Regions from separate parts of the Homo sapiens genome. Here region 1 is linked to region 2. Evidence: chromatin contacts called from ENCODE Hi-C or POLR2A ChIA-PET data. All regions are on one chromosome and are shown on one strand. The core of a region is the stretch at or near the end of the contact, and the rest is flanking DNA. Distances in the headings are between cores, read along the strand shown. Region 1 overlaps HHAT (hedgehog acyltransferase). Region 2 has its middle 37 kb from the start of UTP25.

The links. Hi-C counts contacts between places; a loop is a spot of excess contacts on that map. ChIA-PET counts read pairs that join two places held with the same protein, here RNA polymerase II (POLR2A). Pooled maps may share reads with other maps.
Region 1: a pooled map shows a loop between it and region 2 (3-fold over the local background). The contact joins two enhancer-like sites. A Hi-C loop is called at or near these places in 12 of 168 maps with a recorded cell type or tissue (A673, CD4-positive, alpha-beta T cell, CD8-positive, alpha-beta T cell and 6 more), 20 of 37 single-sample maps with no recorded cell type and 29 of 50 pooled maps. POLR2A ChIA-PET finds 5 or more read pairs at or near these places in 1 of 52 experiments (activated T-cell).

What each region holds. Positions count from the first base shown.
Region 1 is chr1:210,391,716-210,397,862 of GRCh38, reverse strand. The region is part of intron 4 of HHAT (hedgehog acyltransferase); the gene reads right to left. Among named protein-coding and RNA genes, the nearest start is that of HHAT, 66 kb to the right of the region's middle. RefSeq lists an enhancer at 3,864-4,158. Within about 2 kb of position 3,447, at least 8 of the 41 ENCODE cell types and tissues checked have a DNase peak (open chromatin) inside an H3K27ac peak, as active enhancers do.
Region 2 is chr1:209,861,978-209,868,087 of GRCh38, reverse strand. No RefSeq gene overlaps it. Among named protein-coding and RNA genes, the nearest start is that of UTP25, 37 kb to the right of the region's middle. Within about 2 kb of position 4,152, at least 2 of the 41 ENCODE cell types and tissues checked have a DNase peak (open chromatin) inside an H3K27ac peak, as active enhancers do.

The DNA of each region.
Region 1 (6,147 bases), core at 2,198-4,697, 530 kb before region 2:
CATACCTAGATCTCAAGCACTATGAAGAGGGTTCTAGGATAAAAGGGTGACATGGCCCAGCAGGGTGGGCAGCAGCATGGACGGCCTGCTTCTTTGGGCAGCAGAAGAGCTTTTTCTAAGCATTTCAAAGGCCAGTTTCATCAGCAAAGGCCTAAAGATAGCCCTGTCCCATCCATCTCTACTCCAAATGTGCTTATGTATTTATCAACCTTTTTTCTCTCTTAAGTAAAAATGCTTAACTATCAGTATTAAGCTTCTGACATCAACCAGGCCAGAATTTTTTTAACTTTTCAAAAAAAAAAAAAATTGTGTTGCATTTTGTTCCAAAACAACACTTCTGACTCATCACTAGAAAGGCTTTCAGATTTTTTTCCCCAAGTTCTCAGGGTAATAAGAGCAGACATACAAGATTTGGTCACACACATACTGTACGTCAAACTCAAGTTTAAAAACCCACCTAAACACCAAAATAGCCCAATTCATTTAAATTACAAGGTTCAAATTATGAAGATGATTGGGAATTACTTGTTACTTGAAAGAAGACAAAGAATCACATTGATCACATAAAGTGTATAGGTAAAACATGGCCTCAATGTTGGATTGTGATGTTTCTGATTTACAGATTCCAGTTGCATACAACTTTTATGTAATGTTCTTTCTCAGATTTTTGAGATAGTTGTATTCACATATACATACAAGAGACATCCCTTGTATACTTTACCCAGTTTCTTCCTATGGCACATTTTTTAAAACCACAAATATCATAACCAGGATATTGATGTTGCTGCAATGCACCAAACTTATTCAGATTTCTCTAGTTTCACTTCTATTAATTTATGTGTGTGTTTAGTTCTATACAATTTTATCACATGTATAGGTTTGGTATCTACCATGGTAAAAATGCAGAACAGCTCCATCACCACAAGGATTCCTTGTGTTGCCATTTTATACCTCATTTACCTCCTTCCCACTCCTCTGATCACCCCCATCCCTAATCCTGACAACCAGTAACCTCTTCTCCATTTCAAAGATTGGCTTTTTTCACTCAGCGTAATTTCCTGCAGATTCATCCAAGTTGCTGTATCAATGGTTTGCTCCTTTTCATTGCTGAGTAGTGTTCCATGATGTGGATATACCACAGCTTGTTAGCCATTAACCTACTGGAGGCTATCTAGGCTGTTTGCAATGTGGGGCTATTACAAATAAAACTTATGCAAACACACATGCATAGATTTTTGTGTAAAAATAAGTTTTCATTTCTCTGGGATAAATGCCCAAGATCACACTTGCTGGGGTGCAAGGTAGTTGCATATTTAGTTCTATAATAAACTATAAAACAGTTTTTCAGCATGGCTGTAGCATTATACTTTCCTGCCAGCAATGCATGTGTGATCCAGTTTATTCACATCCTTGCCAGCATTTGGTGCTGTTACTATGTTCTATCTGAGCCATTCTGGTAAGTGTGTAATGACATCTCGTTGTGGTTTTAATTTGAATTTATCATGCTCTTTTAAAAGGTATCAAAGCATGAGTGACCTGAAGCTTGAGATGAGCTTGCTGGAGCACAGGATGACAGCCCCACCGGAACTACTCTGACCCTCACTCAATGGTCTTTATTCCAGGTTCTTCCATTTCTAATAGGAGATGAAACAGAAAGCCGGGGAAGAGGGGAAGTGTTTAAAAGGCTGATGAAAAATAAGAAAGTATACTCTATTTTTACAGCAGTGGAGACAAAGCCAGACTGAACGCTATGGCCTTTTTGATGAGACATAGATCTTACTAACCCTGGTTGACTTAAGCAGGCATCCTTCCCCTCTGCTCCCTGAGTCTACACTGAACCACTCTCAAAATGGGGTCTGACTCTACTTGATAGTCTCCTTAATAGGCTAAACTCCTGCCTTGTTTAGATTACAGTAATGTAAGCCCAGAATCTAGCACAGTGCCTAGCATATATCACGTGTTTCATAACTATTGGATGGAAGGATGGAGAGAATAGTTGCATGGATGGATAGCTGGGTAGATGGATATGCTTTCCCAAGTCTTGGGATTTAACCTTGAGATCATGACTAAGAAAAAACAAGAAAATAGCAGTAAAATGTGGACTTTGGAACCCAATAATGTGAAAACCTACTGTCTTCCAAAGTCTCTACTTGTCCTACTTAACCCCTTATAAACAATGGCTGTTTTGCTAATGTAGGTAGAATGGAAGAGACATTTCACATCTCACTGCCTATTACCTGTTTGCTACTCACAGCATCTCTTAACAACTCCACTTCTGTTGGGGGAAATCTCCAATAGTTAACAACTGATGGGGCACAGGTACCAATCCAGGAAAGTGGATACCTGTTATAGAGGCTTCTATCCATCACCCCAGCAGAGTCTCCCGGGAGAATAACCAGTTGAGCTGGCAGAGCTCCAAGGATTGGTGTCAGTGCCCTTAAGAAAAGACTACAGATTTGCCCTCCTTTCTTTTGAAATCCATACTCTTAACCTTCTTCATAAGGAGTCAGGAAAAACTGCCAGACAATGCCCCTTCTCACACCATCTGTTTCTACTTCAGCTCATTCTGTGCCAAGGGTGCCAAGTGATAATAGGGTATGCCTGGTGGGTTCCCTCCTTAGAGTTTACCTCTGTAGGGAGGAGTGAAAGTGTAGAGCCTTGGTCAGAATTCCTGTTGGCAACATTATCAGACGTCCCTGCCTATTAATTCTTTTTGCACATCTGCCAAGAAACCACTCAATGGGAGCATTATTCGGAAAATAATAAAGGGAATCAATCAATCTTATGTATGACACAATTTATTACATACTACATAATCAATAGCAGCTGCTACTGAAATATATATGTATTATATATATACATACATATGTATATATAATCTCCCCAAACAGAAAAATACAACCCACCCATCCCACAGTCTGAACAACTGCATCCCATTTCCTGGGAGCAAAGGCCAGCAGGCCCACGTAAAAGGAATTTCATCCCTCCTTAGACATGCACTGATGGAGGTAGAAGGGGCTGATTCCAGGAAAACCATTAGCACATGAGATTTCTATTCAGTGGATAGATTTGGGACTGTCCTGGAAAAGAACCCTGCTCCCTGCAGCCTTCCAGAGGTTGGTTAACTCATCTCACTCAGCACCATGGGTCAGGCTTCTCAGCCCTTTGCATTACCTGCGCCTGATGAGCTCAGCCTGTCAGTCAATTGCTAATGATGTGGGTTCTCCCGTCAGAGGCACAGTGAGAACCCGGCTCTGTGGTTAGCAACAGCACCCACCCTCAACCCTACACCAGGCCAGTCTTCTCAAAAAGTTCACACGGGGGTATTTTTTGGTTCTGAGGGCAGAGAACACAATGTCTCAGGTGGTAGTGAGGCCACAGTTGGCGTTCATGAAAGGAGGCAACTGTCTGACCCGTGACATCCAATCCAATCATAACAAATGCACAGCCAAAGCTGAAAGCCATGATTCAGCCTTCCCTCCAGGGGCACTGGCTCCTGATGAAGTCTCACCAAAACCCAAAGAGAGAGCCTTATCCAGGGAAAGGGTGTTTAACTGAGCCAAGGAACTCAGTGGAAAGTTTTATTTCTTACCATGGCAAAAAAAAAAAAAAAAAAAAAAAAAAAAAAAAAAAGATAGATCATGCTTTTGAAAATAAAAATAACCTGTCACCTCTCCATGGGAGGAGGTGGAATGAGCCAAGGAAGAGACGAGATTAGATAGTAGATAAAGGAGGAGGCTAGAATCCTTCAGGGCTTAAGGCTACAACAGCAAGAATTGCTAAAGCCTGTCCCTGCATAGTGTTGCCTATAGTTTAGGATGCCTCAGAGAATGGGGAGAAAAAAGGACAACTGCAGCCTAAATCTTCCACTCTGAGTAAGTACCAAAAACAACTACCCGAATTAAGGCCATCTGGAACACTTAGTCCAGGTGGTGAAAGCAGAGAGCTAATGAGGCCAACGCTGTGGTTCATACTTATGTAAGGGCCAAGCAAACTCAGACAAAGAAAGCACTGTGCCCCAGCCACAGGCAGAACCCGGCCCACCAGCTGTCTCACAAATCAAACCCGTGGTCACCCAGAGGATGAGAGAGGCACATACAGAGGGAGATGACTCAGTGCTCACTCTGCCTCATTCCAAGAAAAATGCAAAGGAATACCTCCTACTGATATTGGATAAGATGTGCTCTGCAGAGAAGAAGCCTAGTCCACCTGTCCACCCCTGCCTGGTAACAAGATGCAGAAAGGTGAAATAAGTAAACTCCATTTCCTTCAAGCCACAGCTCAAAAGCCACCTTCTCGGAGGCCTGCTCTGAGACCAGAACGGCAGGTGAGACCTACACCTTCTCCCATAGTAACGTGCCCAGCCAACAACATCAGGTACAGAAGAGTGAGCAGTATTTGCTTTCCTAACTTCCCACTCAACTGTGACTCCCCAAGGGAAGGGGCTGTGTTTCTCAATCCTTTCCCCCAGGACCCAAGACAAGCTTGAAAAGACCATCAGTATGGGAACATTGGTATGGATGCTAGACATGGCCTATGCCCTTGAGGATTTTGGAATCTCAAGACCGTCACCTCCATTCTTGAACACCATAAACTGCTCCCAGGAGCAAATGCCAGCAGATGACAGCAGCAGACACCATCTATTGGGCTGTCCTCATGTGCAAGCATAACTCTGAAAAACATTTGATTATCAGACCCTCTCCACAACTCCACGAAGCCAGCAGTGCCATCCTGCTTGCACAACTGTGGAAGCAGCCTTAGAGATATTCAGGAACTTGTTTAAGGTTACACAGCTTGAGAGTGGCCAATGCAGGGATTGACCCTAGTGCTCTCAACCACACCAAATACTGCCTCCCACGAGAGGAGAAGCAAGAACTCAAAGGTACAAGCAAATAAAATGAAGGGACATCTATATCCTAATATAGCTAGATTTCTGCCAATGTCAGGTGCGAAACAGGAGCTGAACGTGGAGGAGGTTTGGAAAGAGGGAGGGGCATCTAATCAGGAACAGGTTATTAATATCAGTCATGCATTCTCAACAAGGGTTGTATCTCCTATAAACGAGGTGGGGTGGGGCAGATTTTGTAGGCTAGACCTAAGGATAGAATGGAAATTAAAATTAGTAATGACTGGGCATGGTGGCTCACGCCTGTTATCCCAGCACTTTGTAAAGCAGAGGTGGGAGGATCGCTTGAAGCTAGGAGTTTGAGACCAGCAAGACTCTATCTCTATTATTTTTTTAATAATTTAACATTTGTAGAAGATTAGTACTATATTTTATCTAAGTTTTAGGTTACTTGTCAGTTATCAGGGGCTAGAAAACCTTACTCCTTATGCATAAAGCACAGACATACGCACAGTACATGAAGAGATATAAACAGGATATCTGTAGTATTAAAATTTCACAGAGGAGAGATGATCAGGGAAAAAAATTATCTAGAAAGGTGCCCTGGGGACAATACTGAAAAAAATTTAAGAAACACTGATCTACAGGAAGCAAACAAGGAGGAACAAGAACAAGGGTGAGAGGCAAAGGAGACCCATCAGAGGAGGCCATGTGGGTCCTGATGTGTATGGCCCAGAGACGTGGGGAGGACAGATGAAAAACACAGTGTCCCCAGGGCAACTCCCACCTTTCCTTCTGCCCATCATTTCATTCTTCCATGTGTTCAGTTAAAAATATATGAAATATCCGGCCAGGTGCAGTAGCTCATGCCTGTAATCCCAGCACTTTGGGATGCTGAAATGGGAGGATCACTTGAGGCCAAGAGTTTAAGACCAGTCTGGGCAATACAGCAAGATCTCGTCTCTACAAAAAGTTTTTAAAATTAGCCAGGTGTGGTGTCACAGCCTGTAGTCCAAGCTACTCGGGAGCTGAGGCAGGAGGATTGCTTGAACCCAGGAGTTGGAGGTTACAGTGAGCCATGATTACACCACTGCACTCCAGCCTGGGCAACACAATGAGATCCTGTCTGTAAAGGGGGGAAAAAAAAATCACATAGCACTGGTGGCTGTAGGGTAGGCCCCTCTTTGGCTTTACTATATAATGTGTTACTAAGTAGTTATACAAATACATATTCAACACCCTTTCTGTATGAGTTCAGGCAGCTAACACTGATATCAGGGGATTTTTGTTTTGTTTTTGCC
Region 2 (6,110 bases), core at 2,903-5,402:
AGGGTCAGGGGAAATGAACAAGAGATGCTGGAGTGTCCCAGGGCAAGGGGAGGAATCCAGAGGCTGGGCTGTAGTAGAGAGGGTGGCCCAGCAGGAGCTGTGGCTTTCATAGAGACAGCAGCCACCACCCACCTGCAGCCCAGCAGGGAGACCCTGAGAACCAAGGCCTCCACATGATCAGACATCATTTGCTGGGGCTTCTCTTGGCTGGACCCGTCCGAGAGCTCGAAGAGCCATTGAGGAGCCCACAGATGTCTCCTGGAGCAGAAGCTGTTATTATTATGTGCACCAGCTTAGCCTTCGTTTGTTTTGTCACATCTTAACAGCCCCACCTTAGTGCCAATCTTCTACGGCCATGCTTTTCCCACCAATTGGTCCAATAAGGTAGGTTCTTAACTAAGAGGTTTGCTTACTAAGAGGTTTGGGTACTTTTCTATCGGGGGAACTCACCCCCAATATTTCAACGTAGGTTCTTTCTATTTTCTCCAAGTGTCAGCTGGTCTGAGAAATAGAAAGAGTACAAAGAGAGGAATTTTACAGCTGGGCCGCTGGGGGTGACATCACATATCGGTAGGTCCATGATGCCCACCTGAGCCACAAAACCAACAGGTTTTTATTGAGGACTTTAAAAGGGGAGGGGGTGTATGAACAGGGAGTAGGTCACAAAGATCACATGCTTCAAAGGGCAAAAAGGAGAACAAAGATCACATGCTTCTGAGGCCAATAAAGATCACGAGGCAAAGGGCAAAGCAAAGATCACGAGGCACAGACAAAATAAAAAACTCCTGATAAGGGTCTATGTTCAGCTGTGCACATATTGTCTTGATAAACATCTTAAACAACAGAAAACAGGGCTCGAGAGCAGAGAACTGGTCTGACCTCAGATTTACCAGGGAGCAGTTTTTTCCCCCATCCTAATAAGCCTGAGTACTGCAGGAGACCAGGGCGTATTTCAGTCCTTATCTCAACCGCATAAGACAGACACTCCCAGAGCAGCTGTTTATAGACCTCCCACCAGGAATGCATTCCTTCCCCAGGGAATTAATTATTAATATTCCTTGCTGGGAAAATAATTCAGCAATATCTTCCCTACTTGCACATCCATTTATAGGGTCTCTGCAAGAAGAAAAATATGGCTGTATTCTGCCTGACCCTGCAGGCAGTCAGACCTTATGGTTGCCTTCCCTTGTTCCCTACAATTGCTGTTATTCTGTTCATTTTCAAGGTGCACTGATTTCATATTGTTCAAACACACATGTTCTACAGTCAATTTGTACAGTTAACACAATAGTGGTCCTGAGGTGACATACATCCTCAGCTTACGAAGATAACAGGATTAAGAGATTAAAGACAGGCATAAGAAATAATTATAAAAGTATTAATTTGGGGAACTGATAAATGTCCATATTAAAATGAAATCTTCACAATTTATGTTCCTCTGCCACGGCTCCAGCTGGTCCCTCCATTCGGGGGTCCCTGACTTCCCGCAACACTTTTCTGTAGCAAAATATTTGCAGGCTTCTGCAAAGATGCCCTACAGACTTTATCCTAGACTGGCTGGAGAAAGAAAACTAAAACATCAGAATGCTTTCCCCAGGCTATACACAGAGGGTGGGAGTGGGTGGAAGGAAACAAATAGGGCTGAAGTGTGGGGTACCACACTTTTGCAGCCCACATGGAGGAAGTACCAAGAGTGTAGGCAGATAAGAAACAGATTTTCAGCTTCCCCTTCTAGTAACCACACCTCCACAGGCTTGTATTTATTCCTCCCCGATGTAATTTCCTCCTGGAAGTGTGGCCTCCTTTCTCAGTGGCCTTTTTTTTGGACAGACTGGTGAATCTATATTTGCATTAAAGTCTGGGCAGAAAGGGGACCTGAATACATGTTATGGGCTGAATTGTGTTTCCCCAAAATCCCTATCTTGAGATCCTAACCCCCAGTAGTTCAGAATGTGACTGTATTTGGAGATTGAGTCTTTAAAAAGGTAATTAAAGTGGGCCAGGCGTGGTGGCTTATGCCTGTAATCCCAGAACTTTGGGAGGCCAAGGCAGGTGGATCACCTGAGGTCAGGAGTTCAAGACCAGCCTGGGCAACATGGTGAAATCCCCGTCTCTACTAAAAATACAAAAATTAGCCGAGCATGGTGGCAGGCACCTGTAATCCCAGCTACTTGGGAGACTGAGGCAGGAGAATCCCTTGATCCCGGGAGGAGGAGGTTGCAGTGAGCTGAGATCACACCATTGCACTCCAGCCTAGGCAACAGAGTGAGATTCAGTATAGAAAAAAAAATTATTTTTTAAAAAAAGGTAATTAAGGTAAAAGGAGGTTATTAGGGTGGGCCCTAATCCAATCTGATATGCATCCTTATAAGAAGAGAAGGACAAAGACAGACAGACAGAGGGAAGACCATGTGAAGACACAGGCAGGTCTCAGAAGAAACCACCCCAGCTAACACCTTGATCTTCGACTTTTAGCCTCCAGAATTAAAAATCAGTTTTGGTTATTTACTTATTTATTGTTTTTTGAGACAGGGTCTCACTCTGTCAACCAGTCTGGAGTACAGCCTCCGTCTCCCAGGCTCACTGCAGCTTTGATCTCCCAGGTTCAGCAATCCTCCTGCCTCAGCCTCCCACATACCTGGGACTACAGGCATGTGTCACCATGCCCAACTAATTTTATAAAATTATTTTTTGGAGAGACAGGATCTCACTATGTTGTCCAGGCTGGTCTCAAACTCCTAGGCTCAAGTGATCCTCCTGCCTCGGCCTCCCAAAGTGCTGGGATTACAGGCATGAGCCACCGTGCCCAGCCAAATTTTAGTTTTTGAAGCCACTCAGTCTGTAGTACATTGTTATGGCAACCCTAGCAAACTAACACACTACTCCTTGCAGGATGTTAGTTGCCCACCTTTCTCCTGCAACTCGTGGCTTTACAAGGTTGAGAGCAAAGTCCCTTGAATTAGGGTTTTGCTTCCCGCCTCTGCCCTATTGTTTACTCATAAGAAGAGCATTTGGGATGCTTTGCTGTTTTGTTCCAAGTATATATTCTGTTTATAAAACTTAGGAGTATAAGGAGTATCACCTTTTCTCTTTTTCTTTCTTTTCTTTCTTCTTCTTTTTTTTTTTTTTTTTTGATGGAGTTTCACCCTTTGTTGCCCAGGCTGAAGTACAGTGGCACGATCTCCGCTCACTGCAGTTTCCACCTCCTGGGTTCAAGCGATTCTCCTGTCTCAGCCTCCTGAGTAGCTGGGATTACAGGTGCCCACCACCATGCCCAGCTAATTTTTGTATTTTTAGTAGAGATGGGGTTTCACCATGTTGGCCAGGCTGGCCTCGAATTCCTGACCTCAGGTGATCCACCCACCTCGGCCTCCCAAAGTGCTGGGATTACAGGCATGAGTCACCATGCCTGGCCTCATTTATTTCTTTAAAACAGCTGTAATCTGCTCCAAACCTCATCCCTCCTGATTGACCAGAAAGTCAATTTCAGTCATACTTGAGGCTCCCCATTTCAGATTTGTGCAAAAATCCTGGAGGTCTTATAGAGGCTACAGCATTTAGGGAAGGCCTTCTGACCTGGCCTTCAGTTTCTCTGGTCTCTTTTTGTTACAGTAGGTAGCAAAAAGCAGGTAGCTCATGTCTGCTAGTCAGACATGAGCAAGGCAGGATAGGCACCCCTCCACCCCCACCCCCACCACCCACACACACACCAGGAATGTTAGGCAATGATCAGGTGATGGTCAGGTGACTGTTAAACTGTCTTGTTAAAATAATAATTGGTTTCAGCCAGAGCCAGGGGAAGGCTTTCTCCCAATAAACAGAAACACCTGAAACTGGTGATCAGCAGCTTCCTGATCCCAGGAGCTGGGTAAGTGGGCTCAAGTATGCACATTACAAGGCAAAATGGCAAAGCTTAACTGGTATATGACCTTTAGAGACATTTGACTGGCAAGGGAAGAATGTCTCAAGTGAACATGTGTACAATTCCAGTAAACACACTGTGCGTGCTCCCCGCCCCAGCACTAGCAGGCCACTGTGCATGTGGACAGCCCACCCCAAGGGAAGAATCAGGGGATAAGGGACACAAAGCCCCAGAAGTATGCCAGCGTCTAAAACCCCAAGTCAAAAGGTCAAAACTGCACACTTGATCTCTCAAGTCACCTTCTTGGCCCTCTTCCAAGCGTACTTTCCTTCCTTTCATTCCTGCTGTAAAGCTTTTTAATAAACTTTCACTCCTGCTCTAAAACTTGGCTTGGTCTCCTTTTCTGCTTTATGCCCCTCAGCTGAATTCTTTCTTCTGAGGAGGCAAGAATTGAGGTTGCTGCAGACCATTATGGATTCGCTGCCATTAACCTGTTTATCTGTTTATTTTCCAAACTTCTATGAGTGCTTAAAGGGAGCAATGTCATGGCTTTTGTGCCATGCTTGGACAGGAAGGTCTTTGCAATACCCTTCCCTCCTGTTCTAGGAGAAGCCTCAAAACTCTTTTCCTTTGGCTGCTTCTGTCTCCCCCTCCTCCACCCTAGCTTCAATGTCCTCTAATTACATGACACGCCAACAAAGTTCTCTTGGCCTGGAAAATGCTGTTCACCCTTCTCCCAAAGCTCCCCAAGGCAAAGAACACAAGACCTGGTTAACTTTTTGGTAGCAATTTGCAGAAACATTTAGAGCAATAAAAATGGAGCCAAAATTAGTATCTTCACAAGTCACCCTGCTTTGTTTTGATGGAGTGTAGGGAAGCCACTACACTCTCCAAGCCAGATTGCTATCGTGGAACAGCTGGAATTCTGTCACAGATGGGGCAAGAAGAACTCAGCTGGCATTTCCTCTGAGTTCAGGTTCCTGTGGGGAACAAACACAGCTCTACAGATGATGGCTGCTGGCTTCGATTCCTTTCCGTGCCCAAGACTCTCAAGCAGCTTTTTTCGACCCGGGAGTTAAGTCAGTACAGCCAGATTTAGCTTTCTCCGCAGGTTTCATAACAGATAGAACAAAACCGGGATATCTCCCTGCCCACCCACAGGGGATGGGAAGAACTCTGTGACAGGTGTTCCACAGCCATTCGCCTCCTGTTGACACCTCCTCACCCTGTGGCTGGAGGTGGAAAGGGAAACAAAAAACGTGAATTCCAGGGTGCAGGGCAGCCACTTTCTGAGAAATGATTAGGACCCCAGAGAGGAGGAGTGCTCAGACTCTGAGCATCTCATTAAAAAGGATCAGTCTGCTACTGTGGTGCTGGAGCTGGGGTGATGCGGGTGGCTGACGGCTCACTGCGGGCAGTGAGGGGCGGGTGACCATACTCAGACTCTGCATGTCCTTCATATGCAAAATGCCTTCATTTAAGTGGCTCCCAGAAATCCAGCCTTTTGCAGGAAGGCTTCTAAAGCCTTTTAGGAAAAAAACAAACAAAAGAACTAGTATCCCTCCTGCTAGATTTAGATTTTCCCGCCTATCAGTCTTCATCCCTGCCTCTATGACAGACAGGCACACACACCACACACAGTCATGAGCACATGGGTGTGTGCACACACAAACACATACACATCCCAGGGGAATGGTTCATTTTGTTTGGAAGTTTGTTCCTTTGTCCCCATCTGGAGGTACCAGGATGCCTGTCCCCTTTCTCCTCACTCTCGGATTTGCCACTCGCAAACCAAGGTATCAGGTAGTTCTTTGGGGTTACAGTGTCAGTTTTCCTCTTCAGTATATTCGTGGAGCTTTGCTTGAGGGTGGGACAAAGGTGTGCAGAATGAAACAATGAGTAAGATATGAGTGAATGTCCTCAGCCTCGCAGGTGGATTTAGACAACCAGTGGGAAAGTCTAGAGGAGGGCACGATTAAAGTTCATAGCGAGCTGTGATGATTTCACAGAGATTATCATTTGAAGGGGGCCTTGAGAGAGGAGAAGTTCAGCAGGGGAGGAGTAGTGATTGGGCATTCTGGACAAAGGAAACAGGATGGTCAAAGATCTCTATTACCTGACCCTGTTTTATTCTCTTCCAACATTTAGCACCATCTGAAATTGTACTTTTATCTAGCCTCTAATTCTTTCTTTTCTGTCTACACTATGCACTCTAACTCTATGAGTGCAGGAAATATGTGTGCCTCAT